Linked DNA regions of Homo sapiens: region 1 is linked to region 2. The links are chromatin loops, found by intact Hi-C in ENCODE. Cell type or tissue: Panc1. All regions are shown on one strand.

The links. Peaks named below come from ENCODE experiments on the same cell type or tissue, not always from the same donor. Only the 100,000 strongest peaks of a DNase experiment are listed, where the experiment ranks them.
Region 1: it touches region 2 in a loop (3-fold over the local background); 7 of 110 quality-filtered maps call a loop at or near these places.

The regions. Positions count from the first base shown.
Region 1 is chrX:138,023,962-138,028,961 of GRCh38, forward strand. No RefSeq gene overlaps it. Among named protein-coding and RNA genes, the nearest start is that of ZIC3, 460 kb to the left of the region's middle. In Panc1, CTCF peaks have their summits at 2,435 (motif pointing left) and 2,636; a DNase peak (open chromatin) is centred at 2,461.
Region 2 is chrX:137,443,094-137,448,093 of GRCh38, forward strand. No RefSeq gene overlaps it. Among named protein-coding and RNA genes, the nearest start is that of LINC02931, 120 kb to the right of the region's middle. In Panc1, no CTCF peak of the experiment used is centred here; no DNase peak of the experiment used is centred here.

The DNA.
Region 1 (5,000 bases), 580 kb after region 2:
TGATGAGTATGGTGAGTTGGGGAGAATTGCTGTTTCTTTTTTCTGGAAAGTGCACAAAGGTCATTGCGACATCATTATAGGACAGAAGTTCTCTCATCACCAGTAACACTTTGGCACATAGACTAACTTTTTATTGAAAGAATAGAGCCTAGGAACCTAATGCTAAGATGTTGGGCAAGTTTACATTTCTGAAGTGTGGCATGGTTAAGGTGGTGGGGCAACCCACTGCAGGATGGCTTACAGGTAGTGTTTTTGCATGGCTGAGTCTGTAGATAGGAAGATTCTATTGGATTCTACCCCCTTGGCCCTTGCCTCTTTTATCAGAACATAGTTGGATTGGCAATCTGAAAAACTTATTGAAAGTCTTGTTAGGTATAACTAACAAGTTCCTATGCATGGCTTTCAGAATTGCGATGACATTCTAGACTACTTTATCATTATCATCTTTTATCTGTTGTAACATTATAAATTCCGTGTCACAAGAACTCATCATATTTTATGGATTTTAGTGGCATATCCATTCATCATTCAACAAATATGGATTATACCCTAAGGAAGACCAGAATAAACTGCTCCAAAGTTTGAAAGATTGTTAAGCTGAAGCCAATTAAGAAGTTCTCTGCCTTCCCTTTATTTGTCTAAAAGCAGGACATAGATTTACAAAGATGAAAGGTATTATGCCCCCATCTCCCTACCCCACCTTCTACCAGGGAGAACAAAGGTTCACCAATGAAGACAACTTTGGAACTGTATTGGCCTGGAGATGGTACCAGAAGAACCTACATTAACAAACATTAGTAACTAGTCTTTATCTGCCATTTATTTGCCTTCCTCCAAGTTGCCACCTGTAGAAACTCAGTCTTTTTCCTTTGTCTTGTTACTTTTCTAAAAATGTGCTGTTCCTGCGGGCAGAGGCAAGATGGCCAAATGGACACAGCCAGGAAATGTGTCTCCCACTGAGAGAAACCAAAATATTGAGTAAACCATGACACTTCAAACAGATCTTTTGAGAGAAAACACTGAAATCCAATAAAGAGTCAATGCAGACACTGAGGTTGAAGACGGAGGAAGCTGGAAAGCATGCATGGAGTTGTCAAGTGCCAGGACTAGCATGAATGGGTCCTAAGAAAAGGAGGAGTGAAGGAACTCTGGGGCACCACACTCCTGTTGCAGACCTCTGGGATCCCAGCAACAAGAGATCCTATGATCTTCATTGACATTTGAATTGACAGGGGGAGCTGCCTGGAGAGTAGACAGAGGCAGCACTCAAACCTGTGTGGAGCGCAGATTGGGTTGCTCATGGGGCAGGTGCAGCAAAACACGACAGTAGGTATCCATCCGCCAAGGCTCTCCATTTTTCTCTGAGTGACTCTAGCCCATGCTGAGTGCTGGGCCAGGAGACAGTAGAGCTGCCTTTTCTTTGGGACTGAGGCACAGCTGATCTGCATGCTCCCTTGTCTGCTGGCCTCTCCCAAGGCCCCTACCAGGCTGCTTCTGAGAGGGTGCACACAGTACAGCCTCCACTGCACCATCTGAGGCCAGCAGCCTGGGGGCAGTTTGCCTGTCCCCCAGCAGAGCCAGTGCTCAAAACTGTGGGGACAGAGAACAAAGCTACAGGCCCATTTCTAATCTCCCAGTGTTAGAGCACAAAACTCAGGAATATCGAGCTGAGATTGTGGCGAGAGCTCAAGCACAGGAGGAGTCCCCACTCTCAGAACACTGAGAAGAGTGAGCTGTGATTTCGTGTGCTGATGTGGGTGCTGGGCATCCCTCCCTCCATAACACAGGTCCAGGAAGGGTGTAGCCTATTGGCCAGGCACAGCTTCTGCTTTAGAGAGCCCATGGCCTGGGACAGATGAAAAAGCCCAGCAATCTGGGCATGGAAGGCTAGGGAAAAAACCTAGCTGGTTGGGCCTGCTTCTGGAGCAGACACCAGAGGGAGATCCAATTGGGTGAGTGCAAGCTGTGTGGTCTGCACAGTCATCTTCTGGGGAAACAACAACGATGACGACGACAACAACAACAACAACAACAACAAAAACAGGCCAATGTTCTGCCTGGGGATCCTCTGCCCTTGACCCTCTGCATCACCAGACCACCTACAGACATACCACACAACCCACTTTGACTCCGCCAAGCTCAGAGGATCAGTGGGTACCTGGGGAGTTGAAGGTATCCTGGTAACCTAACCTTCAGCTTGGGTTGCCCCTAAAGTGGGGATAGTGCAACCTACCAGGGTACCCTTTGGGGCTAAGGAAATGTCAGCGCAATATCAGTGATTGTAGGGTGTTCCCCCAATGCCCAGGAACAGACTTGGTGAGAGTTTATCTCTTGCCACCTTCCTCCAAGTCTCCCCCTCTCCAGAGTACTGCTGTGGACACATTGAAATAAAAAAAGAGATGCACAGCTGAGTAGTAGCCTATCTGAAGGCACTTACTCTTAAGTGCCATCTACTGGATTACAGGCCAAATTACACTACCAACAAAAACAGATTAATTCAATATACATCCCCTGTGAAACCCAATGCAGGAAACTAAGAAACCTGTACAGAGCCTTGGTCCTCTGAAAGCACCCAGAAACAAAGACAAGTGACTAAAGACAACATACACCACAGTGAAATCCTCAAGGAAAAAAAAAAAGAATGTAAAAGCGAAAATCTTCATCCAAATGAAAGCAACTTCAGAAAGATAAAGAAACTCTAGCCCTTTCAGATGACAAGGAACCAGTGCAAGTGCCAGAGGCATTTGAACCAGAGCAACTCCATCTTGAATAAGGGCTGGGTAAAATAAGGTTAAGGCCTGCTGGGTTGCATTCTTGGATGGTTAGGCATTTTAAGTCACAGGATGAGATAGGAGGTCAACACAAGATACAGGTCGTAAAGACCTTGCTGATAAAACACGTTGCAGTAAAGAAGCTGGCTAAAACCCACCAAAACCAAGATGGTGATGAGAGTGACCTCTGGTCATCCTCACTGCTACACTTCCACCAGCGCCATGACAGTATACAAAGGCCATGGCAACATCAGGAAGTTACCCTATATGGTCTAAAAGGGGAGGCATGAATAATCCACTCCCCCCTTTTTTAGCGTATAATGAAGAAATAACCACAAAAATGGGCAACCAGCAGCCCTCAGGGCTGATCTGCCTATGGAGTAACCATTCTTTTGTTTCTTCTCTAATATACTTGCTTTCACTTTACTCTGTGGACTCGACCTGAGTTCTTTCTTGTGCAAGATCCAAGAACCCTCTCTTGGGGTCTGAATTGGGACCCCTTTCTGGTAACACAAAAACTCTAACAATTCAAAAAGTCAGAGTGTTTCTTTATCTCCAAAGGATTTAACTAGCTCCTAGCAATGGATCCTAAACAAATTGAAATGTTTGAAAAGACAGACATAGAATTCAGAATCTGGATGGCAAGGAAACTGAACAAGATTCAAGAGAAAGTTGAAGTTCAATACAAGGAAACCAGTAAAATGATCCAGCAGTTGAAAGATGATATAGCCATTTTAAGAAAAAAACAGGCCAGGCGCAGTGGCTCATGCCTGTAATCCCAGCACTTTGGGAGGCCGAGGTGGGCAGATCATGAGGTCAGGAGTTTGAGACCAGCCTGGCTAACATGCGGAAATCCCGTCTCTACTAAAAAATACAAAAATTAGCCAGGTGTGATGGTGCGTGCCTGTAATCCCAGCTACTGGGGAGGCTGAGGCATGAGAATTGCTTGAACCCAGAAGGTGGAGGTTGCAGTATGCTGAGATCGCGCCACTGCACTCAAGCCTGGGTGACAGAGCAAGACTCTGTCTCAAAATATAAAATAAAATAAAATAAAGAAAAAAACAAACTGAACTTCTGGAATTGAAAAATTCACTGCAGGAATTTTCAAATACAGTTGGAAGACTTAACAATAGGCAAGAAGAAGCTGAGGAAAGAATTTCAGAGCTTTAAGATCAGTCTGAATCAACCCAGTCAGACAAAAATAAAGAAAAAATAATTCATAAAAATAAACAAAACTTCTGAGAAATATGGGCTTATGTAAAGAGATAAAACCTGTGACTTACTGATATTCCTGAGAGAGAAAGAGAGACAGTAAGCAACTTGGAAAGCATATTTGAGGATATAGGCCACATCGATTTTCCCAATATAGGTAGAGGTTGACATGCAAAGTCAAGAAATTCAGAGAACCCATGTGAGATACTGTACCAGACAACCATCCCTAAACCACATAGTAATCAGACATTCTAAGGTTAATGTGAAAGAAAAATAAAAGAGACAGCTCAGAAAAGGGTCAGGTCACTCACAAAGGGCAGCCCATCTGGCTAACAGTGGACTTCTTAGCAGAAACCTTATAAGCCAGGAGAGATTGGGGGCCTATTTTCAACATCCTTAAAGGAAAGAAATTCCAACCAACAATTTCATATCCCACCAATATAAGCTTCATAAGCAAAGGAGAAATAAAATATTTTTCAGAATAGCAAACACTAAGGGAAATCATTACCCTAGACCAGCCTCACAAGAAACCTTTAAGGGACTTTTACACAGGGAAATGAAAGAATGATACCTGCTTCAACAGAAACACACTTAAGTACCTAGCCCACAGATCCTATAAAGCAACTAAACAATCAAGACTACAAAGGAACCAGCTAACAACATCATGATAGTATCAAAAGCTCACATATCAATATTTACCTTGGATGTAAATGGTCTAAACACCCCACTGAAAAGGCACAGAGTGGCAAATTGAAAACAAACAAACAAACAAACACAAGACCCAAATGTCTCCTGTTTTCAAGAGACCAATTTCACATGTAAAGACATTCATGGGCTCAAAGTAAAGGGATGGAAAAATCTAGCATGCTAATGGAAAACCAAAAAAGAGCAGAGATTTGTATTTTTATATTAGATAAAACACTTTAAACCAATAACAGTCAAAAAAGGACAAAGAAAGGCATTATAGAATGATAAAGGCTTGAATTCAACAAGAATAATTAACTATCCTAAATATAT
Region 2 (5,000 bases):
AGCTGTTTCTTTTTACCCTTTTTAATGAGTCTACTATAAAAATGAAAATTATATATGTAGTTCATTTTTTTATTTTTTTATTTTTATTTTTTCATATTTGTAGCTTAAATTCTTTTTTTATTGGGCAGCACTGCCCTAGACTGTTGAGAAACAGTTTCTGACCACATACTCTGTGCCCAGCATTAGAACAGACTGTGGTTTCTTGCTCTTTGCCTAATCAGAGTCAAGCACAGTACCTGACCTATAAGCAGGTGCTCTGTTCAGGAAATGTGGCTCCAAAATATGATGATTTGGTATGTTCATTACTTGGAACTGAGGGCACTTCGGAAACAGCAGATACAGGCAGAGGTTTTGTCTGAGCCTTATCTGTCTATAAATGGATTCTCCAAAAGGAACTCAATTGTCAAGAATCCCCTCCCCTGGAATCTTATTAGCCAGGGAAGATTAACTGGGATCACAGGAGAGGAGACTGGAGGTGGAGACCAAACCCAGATAATGACCTATTCTTCAGAGGGCTACTCCGAGACAACTTTTATTACCTAAGAGACTTTTTATCTGTGTAACAAGACAACCTTTATTTACCATACATTTCCTCCTCTCACTCTCCCATAACTTGTGTTGTCACCATCCCCCCGAAGCCAGAAACCCCTATTCCTTTCTTTACCTTCAATCATCTGACCCTTCCTCAAGTCTTATGTTTTTGTGAGACTCTTGTGTATATATACAGAATTAAATATGGTTTTTCTTCTGTTAACCCGTCTTGTGTCAATTTAACTTGTTACCCAACCAAGGAACCTAGAAAGGTGGAGGGAAGCCATTTTTCACTCCCCAGCATTGCTTACTCTTGAATGAATGAATGTTCCCTCCAACATTCTAACCCTAGGATACATTGACTTTGGAAGACAGCCAGGGTGAAATCTCCCTGCTCCTAAGTAGGTCCACCCTGCCATTGCATGGTTGTGAGTGAAAAGAGCTTGGGAAATCACAGGACACCTTACTTCAAGATTCAGGTGAGCACATTACTCACTTGCTGTGTGACCTTGAGCAAGTCATTGCTCTTCTGACTTTCTTTTCTTCCTCTGTGGAGTAAGGAGGTTGGGCCACAGAGTTAATCTAGGCTCCTTCCAGTGCTTGTACTCTGAGTCAGTGACTAGAGAGGGGCAGATAAACCTTTAAGAAGAGCTAATATTCCATTATTCAGAATCTCCACCATGCCTGCCTCAAGTTCTCTTTTGGCTCCCTTCTGCCTGATTTACTTTTCCTCTTCACCTTTATCTGTTATACTCTGTGCTCTTGCCTATGCCTCTCTTCCCTGCCCCTCAAGAAATGCCAGTACTGTTTTTCTCTTGCTTTTCCATTGCTCTTCTTCTCCAGTTGTTGGGGATACAAAATGCAGAAGGAAAAATACGTTCCAATCCTTGAAGTGACTATAGAGTAGCTTTTGGATGGAATAGGACTTCTTGTCCACCTTTGCTTTGGATACTATGGCAGTGGTAAGGAATAGAGATGGCAAATGGCAGTCCCAAGATTTGGAGTAGTGGTGAGCTAGGACAAAATTCTAGCCCACACAGTTCAAGGCAGCCATTACAATTTCAGCTTCCCTTGCTAACATTTGCTGGTCTGCCGTCACTCTTACAATTTCCCTTAAAATTAGGGGTTCTGCAATGCCAATTTGAAGCATTTGCTCTTCCAGCTGTTAAATGGGAATGAGAAGTCACTAGCTCAGGGGTTACAAACCCAAATGCCCACTCAGGGGCCAGGCACAGAATAGAGAACATGAGCAAAGTAGATGAGTGCAAGACAATAAGGAATGGTGGGAGGTGTGGCAAACCAGAGAGTGCTTGTTTTAGCTTAAGGCATTCAAATTCGTCTTCCTTTTTTTGTTTGTTTGTTTGTTTGTTTTAGTTTTTTCGTTGTTGTTTTGCAGTGCTGACCAAACAAAACACATTTCTAGGCTGAATTTGGCCCATATCCCATAGGCCTCAAAGTTTGCCATTCTGCCTAGCTCATCTGTTGTCTAGGTTCTGATTATACACTTTCTAAATTCTACATTTTCTTTCATGATGATGGATGCCATACTAAGACAACTCACTTTAGAACTAGTGGTCTATAGTGAAAATTGGAACCCCATCAACATATGCAAACCTTCCCTCTCTCCCCTTACTCTCCATTTCTAGAAACACCCTCATCCCCACTCTGGGGCCTCCATTCCTTTCATGGGTTGCTTGAGCATTAGTTATGTTTAAACTTCAAACCAAAGCAAAGATTCTTCATGATGTTTGCATCCTTTGAAATCTGATTATATATTGTCAGCAGATTTTTCCCCCAAATTAAAATACCAGTGCTTATTTACACATAGGCTGGGCCTCTTGATAACTTGGTATTTCTTCTAATGTGCAGGATTACTCTGAATGCATTCAAACTGTTGTGAAGTTGGAACAATCTCCAAGGACATCTTGCCATGCCATATCTGCCTCTCTAATGCACTCTTCTACCTGCTGAGGGGAAAGATGCCTTTTATACCCAAATGACCTAAATACACAGAATCATCACTTCTCTGTCATCCTGCATTGCCACCCCCAGAAAACAATTAGCATCCTGAAGACAGAGCCTGTGTCTAAGCCGCCTCTGTAGCCCCAGCACACAGTGCCAGGTCTGGGACATGGCTGGCACTCAAAGTTTTGGAACTGAACTGTCCTTCAGGATAGTTGTGGAACTGAACTGACTCCTTCTTCTCTAAATACAGTCATATGTCATTTAATGATGGGGATACGTTCTGAGAAGTGCATCATTAGGTGGATTTTCTCATTGCATGAACATCATAGGGTGTGTGTACACAAACCTAGATGGTATAGCCTACTACACACCTAAGCTAGGTGATATAGCTTATTCCTCCTAGGCTACTAACCTGTGCAGTGTTAAAATATACCCCTGGCTGACAGACAAAATGGATTCCCTGTGGCTAAAATGAGACACACCAAGATGAAATCAAGCAGCCATAGCAGAGAGAGGGGTTGGTCACATACCCCTATATTACTGACTGCCATAACATCTTTTCTCCTATAATTGAGCAGAAGCTCACCCTTTAAGAAATTGTCAAAACAGCTATAACTGGGAGTTTCCCAACTGATGCTTAGTGGACTGCCCGATGCCAGCTGGCCTGACCCTGCTTTGTGGGCCTGCCAGCAACCCCGATTGGACAGCAGACTGACCTTGTAAACCTTCTTTCCTGATAAACAGCACAGACCTCAAGCCAATTTCAGCCGGCAAACAGAGACTGCAAAAAACCTCTTTTATGCCCTGTAATTCACATTTTGACATCCTCATCCCCACCCCCCCAAATAAACATAAAATGTATATGTATGTTTGCCTACTACACACGTGCTTGGCTTCCCTCATAAATATTCATAGATTTTCCCCAAACCTGCTAAATATACATGTGAGGCAGACCTGAAAGACATAAATGCCAGTTTCCCTCTTCCCCCTTTGGAGTGTGTGCTTTTGATTTCCCTGGAGGCTACATTTCCTGATCTGCAGATTGTCTGTCTGAAAATAAAGTTTTCTCCTATTCCTTTCTCCGTAGATCTCATGGTCATTTGTTAACAACAGCATGTTACTGTCCTGAATACTGTAGGTAATTATAACACAATGGTAAATATTTGTGTATTGAAACATAGAAAAGGACAGTAAAAATATGGCATTATAATCTTATGGGACCACTGTCAGATATGTAGCCCATCACTGAATAAATGTTATGCAGCGCATGACTGTTGTCATTTTTTCCCATTCATTTATTTACCTAGCACACATCCATTACAGATATGTTTTCTGCTATGAAAATGGAAAGTGGGAAATGTTCAAGCAGATTCTTTCCTTGCAATTTTTTCGAAGAAAGGCTTTCATCCTGAGTATTGTTTATTGAGTGCCTACTATATGCCAGGCATTGTGCTAGGTACTGAGCACACACTGATGAAATGATATAGTCCTGCTGTTGCAGAGCTTACAATTAAAAATGGCAAAGGCTGAGCCTTGGTGCAGCTCAGACATCCTTCCATGGCTTCCCATCCTTCTCACTCATCCCTCTTGTGCAGCTTGTACACCTCTGGCCACAGCACTTGTTACTCCACATTTTAATTGCCTGTCTATTTGAAGGTCTTCCAATCTGAACTCTGACCAGCTTATAGGCAAGGACATGCTTTGTTACTACTGCACAACCAGGGCATAACACAACCCCCACCAGAGAAGTAACACACAATAAAAGTTTGCTGAATTAGTGGACAAAGAATTGACAATTCTTATTATATGTTGATAATGACCAATGAGACTCGAAAGGTATTGGGGTCAGAATAACTTCTTGTTTCATTAGTTTGGAGTAGAAAAGAAAACAGTGGATTACTAGAGGAAAAAAGAAAGAGGCCGGGCGCGGTGGCTCACGCCTGTAATCACAGCATTTTGGGAGGCTGAGGCGGGCGGATCACGAGGTCAGGAGATCGAGACCATCCTGGCCAACGTGGTGAAACCCTATCTCTACTAAAAATACAAAAAATTAGCCAGGTGTGGTGGCACGTGCCTATAGTCCCAGCTACTCGGGAGGCTGAGGCAGGAGAATCACTTGAACCCAGGAGGCAGAGGTTGCAGTGAGCTGAGATCACGCCACTGCACTCCAGCCTGGGTGACAGAGTGAGACTCCATCAAAAAAAAAAAAAAAAAAGAGGATCTTGATTCTGGGGTGACCAGGTTCCATGCTAAAATCTGCTCTCATTGCATTCATTTGAGCATTTCATTTTAAGGTGATACTAAACACACTAACATTGTTCAGTTGAAAGCCACTACATTTTGCAGGAGTTGATTTGAAGCAGAAATTTAAGAATTTCCTTGGAGTATATTTGTCTCACTCATCCTCTTACATATGTAGAGATAGAATCTAAGTTCACATTTATATTCCTATCCATTTTTCTATCTTCAATTTTCTTCTGCTTGTTAGATTTAAAAAATGCTAT